Regions from separate parts of the Mus musculus genome. Here region 2 is linked to region 1. The links are chromatin loops, found by intact Hi-C in ENCODE. Cell type or tissue: left cerebral cortex. All regions are shown on one strand.

The links. Peaks named below come from ENCODE experiments on the same cell type or tissue, not always from the same donor. Only the 100,000 strongest peaks of a DNase experiment are listed, where the experiment ranks them.
Region 2: it touches region 1 in a loop (3-fold over the local background); 3 of 42 quality-filtered maps call a loop at or near these places.

Annotation. Positions count from the first base shown.
Region 1 is chr8:106,679,504-106,687,503 of GRCm38, reverse strand. Tango6 (transport and golgi organization 6) reads right to left here and starts at 4,436. Exons shown (of 18, transcript NM_173037.1): 1 at 4,249-4,436. The coding sequence starts at 4,351. In left cerebral cortex, CTCF peaks have their summits at 2,929 (motif pointing left), 3,921 and 4,689; DNase peaks (open chromatin) are centred at 3,989 and 4,375; H3K4me3 peaks cover 1,002 bases; H3K27ac peaks cover 609 bases.
Region 2 is chr8:107,027,351-107,035,350 of GRCm38, reverse strand. It overlaps Vps4a (vacuolar protein sorting 4A), which reads right to left and starts at 4,082. Exons shown (of 11, transcript NM_126165.2): 1 at 3,860-4,082. The coding sequence starts at 3,880. In left cerebral cortex, a CTCF peak has its summit at 4,099; a DNase peak (open chromatin) is centred at 4,112; H3K4me3 peaks cover 1,978 bases; H3K27ac peaks cover 944 bases.

The DNA.
Region 1 (8,000 bases):
GTTTGTTTTGAGACAGGGTTTCTCTGTGTAGCCCTGGCTGCCCTGGAACTGCTCTGAGCACCAGACTGGCCTTGAACTCACAGAGATCCACCCCCATCTACCACCAGAGTGCTGAAATTAAAGGCATGGGCCACCTGGCTTGGCTCCTCTTTTTCTTCAGCAGCAAACCCCACATCCGTCCCCCCAGCACCAGCTTAGCTTTGAAACACGGTCTTGCTGTTTCAAGTCCAGACTGGTCTCTGCTTCCTGAGTGCTGGGATTAGAGGCACCATGTCTGGTGAGTTCTGAGAATTTTGATTTCGGTTATGTTATATGAATATATTTTTTTGTTTAATCCCTGGTGTGGGATATGGGACTGCTTCAGTTTGTCTACAGCCGTTAATTGTGACTGTCTCAATGCTCTAGGAGGGGGCATGATCTTTGTCAGCTGCAGATGGTTTAGTTCTGGGGATTCTGGAGAAAGTATAAATACCAGAGCCCCAGGACTGGTGGGAGGTGAAGAAGAAGGTGGCTGCTGCTCCCCTCCCCCACCCTCACTTTTCCTAGATACTGTTGCAGTTTGACAGAAATTAGAGATATGACACTGAAGACCGGACTTGCCCAAGGAACCCAACAGCCCTAACCAGCAGGAAGCAGCCTATAAAGGTTTACACCCCTCCCCTCTAACCTCCTCGCTCTCCTACCTGCTGGTAGAGGGATTAGACCACAATAAAACAATAAATACGCCAACACTGAAGCTAAAGTAGCAGTTCTCAAAATGTGGCATGAAGGACCCATGTCAAGAAGTCTGCAAGGAGAAAACAATTCCCCAATAACCGCGCTAGTTTGCACCGACTGCTTTGACAAACACCAAGACCAAAAGCAGCTTGGGGAGGACAGGGTTTCTCTGGCTTACGGCATCTAGGGATGCTGTGGCAGGACCTGAAGCAGAGACCACGAGAAATGCTGCTTCCTGGCTTGTGACCCATGGCTGCTTCCCTTCCTTTTTATACAACCCTGGACCACCTGCCCAGGCACTGCCCACAGTGTGTTGGGCGTTCCCACATCAATCATAAAGAAGAAAATGCACCGCTGACTCGACTACAGGCCAATCTGATGGAGGCATTTTCTCAACTGAGAGTCCCTCTTAGCGAATGACCCTAGGTCGTGTCAAGTTGACAGATAAATAGACTGACTGACTGACTGACTGACTGACTGACTAGTACAGTAACTGTGAGCCAGGGCTGGGGATGTACACAGGTACATATGTCAGTTTGATCTGCAGCATCACACACAAAAAAGAGATTAAACATATATTAAACATATAAAGCAATGCCGCACTTTACCAGTTATTTCTCCTTTAAAATGTTACTACAGGAAGTCATAGTGGTGACATCTGTTAACGCAGCACTCAGGACAATGAGGCACAAAGACTGCTGCAAGGCCAGCCTAGTCTCCACAGTAAATTCTAGACTAGCTTTAGCTAAAGAGTAAGACCCTGACCCAAACCCGGGGATAGAGGGGGTCTACCCTCACCAAAAAAGATCCAGATGACCAGTACAGGCACTCAAACTTGAGAACTTGGGAGGTAGAGGCAAGCAAATCCCCAAAATCTGAGGCTAGCCTGTTCTATAAAGCAGGTGTCAAGGGCACAGAGCTACACCCTATCCCAAACACACACACACACACACACACACACACACACACACACACACACACACTGCAGGAGTAAACTAAACCTGATACAGCATATGCAAGCACAGACCTGGTGTTTGATCCCCAACACCAAAACAAAAGAACGAAACAGCCAGCTTGGTGGTGCACACCTGTAACCCCGTTACGCAGGAGACTGACACCTGTAACCGAGTTACTCAGGAGACTGAGGCAGTTATTGCCATTAGTTTGAGTCCAGCCTGCACTACACAGAGAGTTCCAGGGCAGCCTGGGCTATAACATGAAACGTTCTCTTTAAAAAGTCATACCAAAAAAAAAAAAGAAAAATGAAAAGAAAAAAGACAGAAAAGAACAAAAAAGCCACATCCAGATCCATGCAGTACACAATAGTCTACATACACAACATAGAATAATTTAGGGGGCTGGAGAGATGGCTCAGCAGCAGAGAGCACTTAGCGCCCTCTCACAGAACCAGAATCTAGTTCCCAGCGCCCACATAAAAGGGTTCACAACCTCATATAACTCCATTTCCAAAGGATTTAGTGCCCTCTTCTGGTCTCCATGGGCACCCACACGCATACACATAAATAAATATAGCATAAACCTTCTTTAAAAACGAAGAATTTTAGCATACTATTTTTTTTCCCCTTCCAAACAAGAGTGTTTGGAAACAGTGGTGTGGATGTAGTTCAGCTGGTAGACTAATTGCCCAGCAGGCAAGATGCCCTCGGTTTGATGCCCCAGTACTACATAAACCAGTGTGACACTGCAGGCCTGTAATCCCAGCATTCAGGTGACTGAGGTAAAAGAATCAGAAATTTAAGTTCATTATATGGTACAGAAATTCAAGATTACCCTTCATTATGTGGGGTACATGAGACCCTATCTCAAAACTGGGGGAAAAAACAAATCAAAACTAAACCAACCCAATAGCTACGACTGCCAAATGCTGAACAAGGGATCTCTCCATTAGTAAGTTAAAAGACAGAAGGTACAAGCTCAGTTCCCAGTACCCATGTCAGATGCCTCAACTGCCCATAACTCCAGCTCCAGGGAGATCTGACACTTCTGGTTTCTCTGGATAACTTCACTCACACATACATACCCACACATACATATTATTAAAAAAATAAAATAATCTTTTTTTCTTTTTCCTTTTAATGTGGAAGCCGGAAGGATGGTTCATTGGGCAAGACCACTTTCTGCACTGGGGTTTGGGTCTTAGCACCCATGTGATACAACTGCCTGTAACTCCAGTTCCAGATAAACTGACACCCTCTTTTGGCCTCTGTGGGCTACTGCATGCACACAGCATACATACACTCACAGAAATAGGCATTCAAACATAAATAAATAAAATACGTATCCTGCCGTTGACTCTTAATTGGGGCAAGAGAGTATATTTTGCAAGCTTTTAGTGAAGGAACTGAGGTTTGTCACGAACTTGATTTACTTTGGGCAATTTCCAATGTACATGTATGTTCCTCTGCAAAAATTAATGCCTATTAATACTTAGGAGACTGCTGTGAGGACTAAATGATCTACAAGTAAATGGACTATAGGGACTGGCGCTTAGTAGGCAATCATCTACTACTAATTGCTTTTCACGTCCCACTAAGTACTCTGTAATGTTTGCAGCTGTAGTTTGGGGGTCGACATTTAAGACCGAGAGTGTTCACCTTGTAATCACACACGTTGCCTTTACCTTGATAATTCTACACGCACCCAGACATGCTGTGCTTATAATTAGGATCCTATTTTCTTACACCCTTCTACGTTTCCAGATGCCATCAGAAGTTCTATTCTGAATAATCTGCCTTAGTCTGACAAGGAGATCAGGCAGAACTGAGTTCTAGGTCCATGGACATCCCTCTAATATAACCACCTGATTTGAGGTGTGAGTTCCAGGACAAACCTTAACTATACAGTGATACCCTGTCTAAAGAAAGAAAGGGGCAGGAGGTGTGAATGGTCATGCTTGCCTTTAATCCCAGCACTGGGGAGGCAGAGGCAGTTCAAACCACCACAAATTGGGACTCAACAGTGAGAATGCAAGGTCTCACTATTCCCAAGGTCTCTTCAAATACTAAACTGGGAAGTTAACTCAACAAGTGATTAAAGGTGACTGTGCACCTCTGATACCAAAACAGAAACCCTTAAAAATCTTCCTCAAATTCAGCCAAAAAACGTCCCTGCTGGGCATCTCTGGTCACTTGGCATTTTGTACAAATCTCAAGCGTGCACACCAGGCTCGGAGCCCTCAAGCGGTTGGGACATCACATTACACCTGTGTGAAGGCGTCTCCAGTCCCTGTGTCAGGGCTGTGCTGGAGCAAACAGTGGACCGAAGCCGCTGCTCAGCGAGGCGCCCAACGGACCTCGGCCGGCATCAGCGGTCAGCGGACTGCAGGCCCTTTCCTGGAGCTTCAGTTTAAGTTTTAAGTGAGACTGCACAGAGCCCAAGCGCTCCCGGGAGTGGGGATGGAGATGCCGGGAGGGCCTGCGGGAAACATGCGGTAGCAGCCAGGGCGAGCCTGGGTGACCCGCGACCCCGCGAGCCTCAGGTCCAGCCCCGCGCCGAGACTCGTCCTCTCACCTCCCGGGCTCAGCAGCAACTTCAGCGCTTCCAGAACCTGCTCCAGACCACATGTCACCAGAACGCCACTCGGCGCAGCCGCCGCCGGTCCGGAGGCCGCCATGATTGGAGTGGAGCGACCTGCGACGTGCTCAAACACCCAAGTGGGCCAGCGCGGCCGCCATTTTGAATGTGGCGGAGGCGTGTCCTCTGCTGGAGGGCGGGGCCCAAGACCTGGGGCGGGGCCTACTCTGTCTGGAACGCCCCTTCTCCGGGAAAAAAAAAAAAAACAAGATACAGTTTCTTGTGTTCTCCCAGAGCGCCCCAGTTCAATTCCCAGCATCCCTATCAGACACCAGCCTGCAAACTCAGGTCCAGCAACTCATGCGCATACACACGCATGCACAAGCATAACTTACAAAATATTTTTTAAAAGAAAATATAGGGGGCTGGTGAGATGGCTCAGTGGGTAAGAGCACCCGACTACTCTTCAAAAGGTCCAGAGTTCAAATCCCAGCAACCACATGGTGGCTCACAACCATCCGTAACGAGATCTGACGCCCTCTTCTGGTGTGTCTGAAAACAGCTACAGTGTACTTACATATAATAAATAAATAAAATCTTTAAAAAAAAAAAAAAAAGAAAGAAAATATAATTGAAAAGGTAAAATAAAAGACCAATGTGGTGACATGTATCTTTAAGTCTAGTACTTAGAACCAAAGGTCAGCCTGGTCTACATACATAGTAAGCTCAAGGCCAACCAGGAACTCTGAGAGACCCTGACTCAAAAACAAAAAGAAAAAAAACACAAGTAGTCTTGCATGGTGGCCCATGCTTCTAAATCTCAGCTATAGAGAATCACGTGTTCAAAACCAGTGAAGGCAGCTTAGTGAGACCGTCTAAAAGCTATGAAGGATTGGAAATGTTATCCAGTAATAACACTCTAGCACACAACCATGAGTTTGGTCCTCAGTACTTCAACCCAGGGGGTGGGGGAGGGAACAGAAATAGTTTCTCGTAAAAATAATACACATTTTAGTATGTAAATTTTCAAGTACTGAAAGAAACACAATAAATAAAGTTCACAGATGTACATAGACCCTGAAAGAGAAGCTCACACCAATGACACCAGCGTTCAGGGAAGCTGACGTGGCAAGACAAGTTCATAACTTTCTCCCCAAAAGTAACAGTAACAAAAAATATTCAACTTTGTATTACTGATTCCTTTTTCTGACATTTAAAAGTAAATACACACTGGGATAGAGAGATGGATCCGTGGTGTTGTTCTTGTAGAGGACCCAGGTTTAATTCCCATCGCCTACAAGGTGGCTCACAGCCATGTATAACTCCAATTCTAGGGGATCCAATGCCCTCTTCTGGCTTCCAAGATGACCAGCCACTCATGTGGGGCACAGACACACGTACAGGCAAAATACTCATAACTGTAAAATAAATAATTCTTTAATCTAAAGATAAATACGCACACACACATATCCTGTATCTGTGAATGTGTTAGCTACAGACAGCCCCATTGGAATATCTTGGTTTTGTTGGGTGATGGTGAAAGACCCTCGAGGGGAGACCCTCACTCAGACCACTCAAGTCCCGGGACAGCCGCGTACCCAAGAAGACACTGAGACCATACATAAAATGTAGAAGGCAAGATTTAATAAAGCAGCGACATGAAAGCACACAGACCAGAGCTCTGGGGTCGAAATAAAGCAGCAACATGAAAGCACAGAGCTCTGGGGTCGAAACTCATACACCTAGTGGCACCTAGTGGTGTAGAGGAGAATCGACGGTCAGCCAAAATTTTTCACAGGCTTATATAGTAAAACTCAAAGGGGGAGAACTGGGCAGGGAAAGTACAAGTTTACATCACTAGGGAGTTCTGCCAAAGGAATCTACGTAACTAAGGAGTCATGTCCTATCAAGGAACCTACGTAACTAAGGAGTACCTGGTTCATTTTGAGGTTGTTCCAGGAGGCCTTTATCTCAAAAATGTTCTTGGAACAGTTTTTAGTTGGGAGGGTTCGAACTTTAGGGTGAGGAGTTTTGGGGTGAAAAGTTTAGGAGTGTTCCGAGAACAACCTCTAGATGGGAGGGGGTGGGCTCCGAGGTAAAAAGTTCATGTTCTCACAAGAGGCCAGTAATTTTTTATTCTTCATTCCCCACTTCTTCTTGTTAGTAATTCTAATCTTAGAATTTCAGAAGTCTATATCTCTATGTGGAGAATACTGCATTTACTCTATCTTTAACATGGGAACAAAAACAGAATAAGGCAGATTAGTAAACAGAACTAGGCAGGGACCCTTCTAGTGAGGCTTGAGGGTCTCAGCATGACGCAGGTGTATGTAGATCAGATCTCTGGCTGGAACTGGTAAGATGTCCTTGGGGTACCCAGCTCGTTCACTGTAGCCAGTTGTGACCAGACTTCTTTCTGCACCATCTGTAAGCCTTTTAACTTAACATATAGATCATTATTATAACAACATAGGTTTAAACACATCATTTAAGACAGTGATGGGCACAGGAGCCCCATAAAGGATCTCAAAAAGAGTAAAACAAAACTGAATCAAGAGGGAGTATTCTCAGTTTTAAATAGGGCAAGGGGAAGGGGCACCAAGTAAGTCTGTGCCAGTCTCTAGGATTAATTTTGTCAAGGTCTCTTTAGAGTTTTATTTATTCTTTTTTATCTTTCCTGAGCTCTGAGGTCTGTACACACAATGGAATTTTCATTTGACCTCTAAATACTTGGCCACACCCTGACTTACCTGGGCAACAAAGGCAGGACCATTATCTGACACTATTGCTTTTGGCACTCCGAACCTTGGAAAATTTTCTTTAACAATCTTCTTGATGACTATCTGATCAGTCTCGTTTTTTTTACAAGGAAAAGCTTTTATCCATCTTGAGAACGTTTACAAAAACTAGAAGGTATTCATACACATATTTTTTCCAGTAAAGTCTATTTTTCAGTAGATGTCAGGTCTGTCTTCTCATGAGAGGACTAGTTTTCTTTTTTCAGTTTCTACTATGTCATACAGGGTTTCTTTTACCAGTCTTAATTTGTCTATAACTTGATAGTCTTCAGACTGTCAGGATCATTGCTCTTTAGGATGCCTGGGCGGTTAGATTTGCCATCTGATGTCCATCTGATTTTTTTTTAACCACAGCATCTTAGGTCTTTCTCTGCAGATGTCAACAGCTCTCTTTGTCTGTATATATAGAGCTTGTATTAAAGCCACAAGTTTAGCTTTCTGGGCTGAAGTCCCTTTAGGGAGGCTGCTGGCCTAGATCACTTGCTTTCTGTCCACCACTGCACTGCTGTCCCCGCCTTCCGCTTACCTTTAACCTTCAGGCTACTGCCATCCGTGTACCAGCTCAAACTCTCAGGCCAAGGCTGATCTGATCCTTCAGATCATTTCGAGTATGAGTTTCTTCTGCCAGAATGTCAGCACAATGATGAGTAGGTGAAGTCTCAGGCAGTAGTGAGATCGAGGACAGCAGGGGGAGCGAAGGTCACTCGTTCAGTCAACAAAAAGCTCTGACAATGTGTCCATCCGTCAGGGGAACAGTTGGATAATGTTTTCAAGAACGTTAGTCAGCCATCGGTCTTGGGGGCTGAACCACACTTTCTAAGACATGTGCCAAGTTTTGTCTCAGAGTCAATTTATCTGCGTCCTTGACCAGAAGCCACTATGTGCAGACAAGCAGGCCATCTTACAGCCACCAGGTCTAATTTTTTACAAGTATGCCACAGGTCTTTTTCA
Region 2 (8,000 bases), 350 kb before region 1:
ACCTGGAGCTTCGAGTTAAATTCCTAGAACACACAGAGGAAGGAGACACCTAATTCCTGAGGAGGTCCCACACTTAAGGAAAACCTACTGCTCCTGAAAGTTGTCCTCTGACCTCAACACACATAAATAAATGATTATAAGATGTAAAAAAATAGGAAAAAAAAAAGATAGTTCAGCAGTTACAAGCATTTGTTGCTCTTGTAGAGAAATCTGGTTTGAATCCCAGCTAGGGGATCAGATGCCCCTTCAACTCTTCCCAGACACTGAGCAAATAAGTAGGAACAGAAAACAGATAGATAGATACATAGATAGCCTGGTGGTGACATGACACATACCTTAATCCCAGCACTTGGGTGGCAGAGTCAGGTCAGAGACCAGCCTGGTCTATGGAGCTAGTTCCATGACAGCCAAGGCCACACAGAGAACCCCTGTCTCGAAAAAGCATCCCCATTCCCAAAAAACAAAAAACAAAACAAAACAAAAAACCCTGGTGCACAGACATATAGGCAGGCAAAACAACCCCAACAAAATAAAAGAAATATGAATCTGGGAAGATGACTCTGCAGCTCATGGTACTTGCTGCTCTTTTTTGTTTTGTTTTGAGACAGGGTCTCACTCAGTGGCTCTGATTGTCCTGGAACTCCAAATGTAAATGAGGCTGGCCTCAGCCTCCAGAGAGGTGCAAAGGCGTATGCCAGCAAGCCTGGCTGCACTTGCTCTTGTAATGGCCCTTGTTTGATTCCCAGGACCTATGTGGTGGCTCAGAACTGTCTGTGACTCCAGCTCTAGGGTATCCGACACCTCCTTCTGGACACAGAGCATCAGGCATGCAGCAAGGGGCATATACACAAACAGGCAAAATACATGCATAAAAATAAAAGAACAAAAGTAGGCTCAGAACAATACCTGAGGTTCCTCTACCCCCACAAAGCACCGCAGGCCTGTCTCATCTCTGCTGAACACTATTAGAACTCCTACTGGTGCACTACATTTTTCTGGCAACCAATACTGTCTTTCACTTGCTAAGGAGGTCTTAGTTTCAAAGGAGAGAAACAGCTTTGTATAACAGGAGGTAAGGTGACAAATTAAACTGACAGCCCTGCCACATCTCTAGTGACACCCATGGCAAAGGCTGAGATGAAGAAAAAGTGTGACAAACATGTGCTCACAGGGACCTGACAGAATTTCCGTAAAAACCCAATCAGCAAGTCTGTTAGATTTTTGTGAGTTTATAATCTCTGCAGCACAAATGCAGTTACAGACATGAGCTAGAATATTATCCAATAAAACTTTATTTATAGGCATCAAAATCTGAATTTTATTTTATCTTATTTTTTTTTAAGATTTATTTATTGATTATATGTAAGTACACTGTAGCTGTCTTCAGATACTCCAGAAGAGGGCATCAGATTTCATTAGGGATGGTTGTGAGTCACCATGTGGTTGCTGGGATTTGAACTCTGGACCTTCGGAAGAGCAGTCGGGTGCTCTTACCCACTGAGCCATCTCACCAGCCCAAAATCTGAATTTTAAATTATGTCATGAAAGCCTGAAAGCCCCTTTCCCAAGTCATTTAAACAATGTAAATGACTGTAATATCAGGTTAAGCCAAATCAGACAGAACTACACAGTGTATGACTCCATTCAATAAAAAACTTCAGCCAGGTGATGGGGACACATGACTTTAATCCCAACACTCAGGAGGCAGAGGTGGGTGGATCTCTGAGTTTGAGGCCAGCCTGGCTAGCCAGGATGGCCAGGACTATACAGAGAAACCCTGTCCCCAAAACACCACCACCACCACCACCAAAACCAAAAAGAAAGCAAGCGGAAACTGACCTGCTGCCTGCCTGTCATAGTGTTAGTCTCTGGGGGGAGAAAAGACATCAATAGTATCCCTGAAGCCAACCATGCATGTTACAGTACTGATCTGCCATTGGTCCAATAGTGGCACAAAAGTTATGGGGGCGCTCAACTATATTTGGCTTGGATCTGAGGCCTGCTGTACAGGGAAGAATTCAGATCTGGCGCTGTAAAGCTGGTCAGAAGCCCATGGCTTAGGGACCACAGGCCTAGAGAAGAATCTACACTGTTGTTTTATTAGATGACATAATGCTGATCTGTCCTCTAAGTATTTATACTTATCTCCACAGATATAATCTAGGCCAGAGAAGTTGCTCCTCTCAGTGGTGGTGAGTTGGTTAGATGATTAGCAGTCAATGCAGACTCCTAACTGAGATTAGTGTCTATTGAGGGAGGGCTCAGCCCTGAGAGTTATCACCCATGTCCCCAAGGCACAAGAAAAAAACTGGAAGAGGGGAGGAAAGAGCCAGAGGCTGGAGGGGTGCTGTGAAATGCAGCTTACCTGCACCAGATGAGCTCACTAAGACCAATCAAAATTTAAGAAGCACTAACTGGGCACAGCGGGTTACTGAGAGGGGGGGCACAGGAGTAGGGGGTGGAGCTGGAAGTACACAAGACCCAGACTCATGGTTGACATGTATGAAACGTCAAAGAATAAAGGAAATCCCAGGAAAAAAGAAATCCGCTTCCTACCGGAGTCTGACAGCCTGAATTGAACATCCAGAAGAGAACCGATGCGTGCATGTTATCCTCGGACCTCCCCACACGGGCAGGTCATGGGAATGCGTGTGCGGGCACTGTCATACCCAGACAACACATGCACACCATACATACATATGCACGCAAACACAACAACGTACAATGCCACAGAGTATGCTACATGGGACAGTAGGGCTGAGGAGCAGTGGTTAAAGGCGTAGAGTTTCTTTGGTGATGATTCAAACCTCTAAAAGCCCTGGATGGTACAGTTTAAATATGTGACCGTTATAGCATGAGTGCTAGCTCTTCATAAAACTGTTTCCTAAAAGTTGGATAATATTCTTGGTTCACATGTAGTGCTAACTCTGGCCAGGCAGGTGGGATCAGGCCGAAGTTGGTTTAACCCTAAGAACAAACAGAACAGTTTCTGCAGTGAATGGTGGGTTCTAGTTCTGAATTCCATCTAATTTCAAGCCTAGAACAGAAATTTACTCCTGTATTTCTACTTGGAGCAGCCACCACCACCACCAGATATGCAAATATCACTCACTCTTTGATGCTCTGGCTAAAGTCCCTTCCTTCATAAAGTCTTACTTGGTTCCACCCAAACGCTTACTTTATTAGCAAAGGCTTACCGAGTACATGATATGCTGAACCTATGTTATAATTGCTTTCCCTGAATTATTGTCTCAAGTCGTCTGACAACCACCCTACAAGGGCACTGCCTATTTTAGTGATGAGGAAATCCAACATTCCAACATCCAAAACCTAGACACACTGGTGAGTGGCAGGGCTGGGATTTAAACACAAGCCTGAGGCCTGACAGTGTTTATGCTTTCTGACAGCTCTAGAACGAGCCCTTCCTTCATCCGGGCGGCGCCACCCCAGCATCACCCTGCAGGACGTAGGGAATGAATGAAGGGTGGCTGGCCGAGAAACCCGGGGCTCGTTGGAAGCAGCTCAGGGGGCTGCCAGGGCGCCTGGCAGGAGCGGGTGAACGCCGCTCCCGGAGCGACCTGCGGGACCCGGGCGCGCTCAGGGGGAGGCGGCGCCGCTGCAAGGCGGCAGTTCAGCCCCGGCTGCGCGTCCTGGGCTCCGGCCCGCCGGTTCGGCTTGGGCCGGGGCTCAGTGGAGACGTCCTTCGGGCTCCGAGCGCGGGAGAGGCTGCAGCGCGGGTGGGACGAGGCAGCCTGACAGGGACCGCCAGGCCGGGCTCCGAGGAGGCCACCGCCCGTCCGCTCCGCGGCCCGCAGGCCCTGCCGCCTTGGGCCTCCGCGGGCGCGCCGCACCCAAGTACCTGGAGGGTTGACGTTGTCATTTCATATCCTGGGTCCGCCCCACACCCCGCGGTGCTGCTTGCGGCCTCGGTCCGGCTCGGAGGAGCCGAGGTGGTGGGTCCGCCGCTTAGGAGCCCGGCAGGTCGGCTCTCGGCGCGGGCAGAGCTGCCACTAGCAGTGGGAGCCGAGTCCGAGGGTGAACGAGGAGCGCGGCCCAGAGCGGCCCAGCCCGAGTCACGCGGCTGCCGCCCTGTGGCCATGGCCTGCAACTGCAGACACCGCTCCTCTAAGAGGGGCGGGGCCTGCCGGGGGCGGGGTCTGGTGGGATACCGGTAAAGGGCCAGCCCGAAGGCCGGTAAAACCGGAGTGAGGGGCGGAGCCGCCGAGTGAGGGGTGGGGCCGACGGGGGCGGGGCCTGGTAGATCCGGGAGAGGAGCGGGGCTGGACGTGGACAAAGATGGGGAGTTCTGGGCGGAGTTGGGAGCCCAGGTGGGCGGGGCCGACCAAGGGCGTGCCTTGTGAGAGAGTGAGGGGCGGGGCGGAGGGAACAAGTAGAATCTGTACCCCACTTGAGTAAACCTAACCATAAAAAGTAAACTCCCTGGAGCTGTGTTTTCCCGCTATTTAATAGGTTATGTTAATTAGTATTTACCTTGCCTGTCTTAGGGGACAATGAATGAACTAATGTATACATAGTGAATGTCACACTGTGGGTTCAATCCCAGGTAACTGTTATGAGAGAATGATTCTAAAGCCTGTTTTGTGATGGTTTTTATTTTTATTTTTTTTTCAAGACAGGGTTTCACTGTGTTGCCTTGGCTGTCTTGGAACTCAGGCTGTCGACCAGGCGTAACCTCGAACAGAGATCCACCTGCCTCTGCCGTCTGAGTTCTGAGATTAAAGGCTTGTACCACCACCAAGTTTGTGCTAGTTTTTAACTGTTAACTTTTCTGGGCCAGCGAGATGGCTCAGCAGGTAAAAGCACTTGTGCACAAGACAAATGAGCTAATATCCCCAGTTCCTGCTGGGTGGAAGAAGAGAGCAGACTTCTTATAGTTGTCCTCTGATTGCCACACTCCTGCCCACCCAAACTCTCAGAGATCTGCCTGCCTTTGCTGGGATTAAAGTTTTGGGTTGCCATGCCCAGATACTTCTTTTTTTCAGGCAGGGTCTCTCTCTCTGTGTCAGGTGCAAAGGAAACTGCATTTCCTGAGATTCTGGAGCTGCTTCCCCTTTATCAAAGGAGCCACGTCATTTCCCTTACCACTGGCAGAAGGAACATGGCTGTCTGAGGTGCCTGTCAGCATAGGGAAGCGCACACTAGCCTCCAGGTCTGTGGGCTAATGTGCGCTTTGCTCCCTCCCCTAAACGTCACTCATGGGCTTCCCTTCCCCAGCTACTCATTTCTCCTCATAACCCTGCGATTTCAGCTCTGTGCCCTCTTGGTCTTGTCTTGTCTCTCCCTCTCTGCACAGCTCCTGCTCCCCTCACAGTCAGGTCCAGTCAGCTGACCCTATTCAGTCCACTCTGTTCTTTCTCAGCTCTGGGCTCTTCCGGATGCCTCTGACTGTTCCCTCCCTCATAGCTACAATAAAGATCATGGTGGCACATGCTTTTAATAACCTGCGCTCAGGAGCCAGAGGCAAGAGGATCTCTTGTGAGTTTGAGGACAGCCTGAACTATACAGCAAGCTCCAAGACCAACAGGACAGCATAAAGAGACCCCGTTTCAAAAAACCAGTCGGGGCTGGAGAGATGCTGGAGAGATGGCACAGCAGTTAAGAGCACTGGCTGCTCTTCCAGAGGTTCTGAGTTCACAGGAAGAAAAAAATTATGCCAAAAAGAAAAAAAAAGACCCCAGGAGTTCTAGAGGCTGGAGGTCTAAAACTCAAGTTACTGGTAGGGCCATGCTCCCTTGAAGCCTGCTAGGCGGAAGGCACACTTGCTGGACACCCTTGGAATTCCAGTGACTCGTAGATCCATCACTCCAGCCTTTGGACACCCCATCATGTCACATGACACAACCATCTCTCCTGTGGGTCTTTCCTAACACTACTCATACATAAAATAAGCAAATAAATCTTTTAAAAAAAGAAAAACAATCAACCATCCAAACATTGTGTTTAGTGGTGTGTGTGAGTGTGTCTGTGTCTCTGTGTATGTCTGCCTTGTGCTGACTAAGGAGTCAGTTTTCACTCGGGATCAAACTACGTTTGCCAGGCTTGGTGGCAAGCATCTTTATGTGCTATGCCATCTGGCCTGTCCAAAGCTGTCCTTTTTTTTTCCTGAGAAAGGGTCTGTAGTCCAGGCTTGTCCTTAATCTTATTTTTTTTTTTATTTTTATTTTTTTAGAAATAATTCTTCTAGTATTTTTTAAAGATTTATTTATTTATTTAATATGAGTACACTGTTGCTGTCTTCTCCAGCAAGTTTCCCTTGACTCAGGCCAAACTGGAATTGTGGTGACTATTATTATTATTATTATGGGGCTAGTCAGTTTCTGAAACAAAGTTAGAGCCCCCACCCCCAAAGATTTTATTTTTGGGAGGATGGAGAGAGAGTATGGGAAGAGATGATTAGAACTGGAGGACAGTTGGGGGTGGGGGTGGGGTGATGTGAAACATATGGCAGTAGATAGCCGTAGGATTCTATAAGGGTGACCCTAGTGAGGTTTCCTAGTAATGTAGGATTCAGAGCAACTTCTGTAACCATGCAAGGAAGGCTTCCAGTGGTGGGACTGGTACACCAATCCAGCCATAAAACCTTCAGCCCACAACCTGCCCTGCCCACAAGGCTGGGCAATGTTCAAAAGCAATGGAGGTACAGAACCTGTAGGTGTGGCCCACCAAGACTGGTCTAATTTGAGGTCCCAGCCACAGATGGAGCACATGCCCAACCTGCCTGAATGACCAAGAACCAGGAGCTGGAGAGCCCAGGGACCTTAAGATTGAAGAAAAATTGATAAAATGATTCCTAATGATAGTCTGCTACATTCATAGATGGGTGCCCAGCCCAATTGTAATTAGAGAGGCTTCCCCAGCCGCTAATGGGAGCAGACACCTACAGCTCAGGGAACCCCTTAAAAAAGGGGGAAAACTGTAGGAGCAAGAAGGGTAGAGGACACCAGGAGAACATGTCCCACAGAATCAACTAAGCAGGGCTCACAGAAGCTCACAGAGACCAAAGGGGCAATCTCGGAGGCCAGGGGAGAATGTAAGATCCCTTAGAGCTAGAGTAAACAGAAGCTGAGAGCTACCAAGGGGATGGGAGGAACTGAACTCACTTCCCCTGGAAGGGCAGCAACAGCGACTAACCACTAACCAGGAGTCATCTCTTCAGGCTCACAATAAGAATAGTCAAATGCAGGCAGAAGCATGAGGTTCCAGAAAGGAGAAAGGAGATACACAGAGGGAAGGAAGACACACTTGAGAACATGAATGTGGCCTTCTCAAAGAGCTACTGACCCAACGTGATGGCTCAGCACGTTAAGGCACCTGTCACCAAGCCTGGAGACCTGAATTATTCCATCCCTTGGACCCATGATGGAAGGATAGAATCAAGTTGTGTTCTGACCTCCACATGAATGCTGTTGTACACACACACACACACACACACACACACACACACACAAAGAGTTGTGTGCATCCCCAGCAGGGGCTACACAGAGAAACCCTGTCTCGGAAAAAAAAAAAATTCTTTTCAGAAAGTTATATACATCCTCAAGTGTGGGTACACACTTCGCAAAAGAGAGTCACAGCTGGTTTTTTTGTTTTGTTTTGTTTTGTTTTTTGTTTTTTTTTTTTTGGTTTTTCGAGACAGGGTTTCTCTGTATAGCCCTGGCTGTCCTGGAACTCATTCTGTAGACCAGCTGGCCTTGAACTCAGAAATCCACCTGCCGGGCTGGTGAGTTGGCTCAGTGGGTAAGAGCACCCAACTGCTCTTCCGAAGGTCTGGAGTTCAAATCCCAGCAACCACATAGTGGCTCACAACCATCTGTAACAAGATCTGATGCCATCTTCTGGAGTGTCTGAAGACAGCTACAGTGTACTTATATATAATAAATAAATCTTTAAAAAAAAAAAAAAAGAAATCCACCTGCCTCTGCCTCCCGAGTGCTGGGACAAAAGGCGTGCACCACCACGCCTGGCTTTTTTTTTTTTTT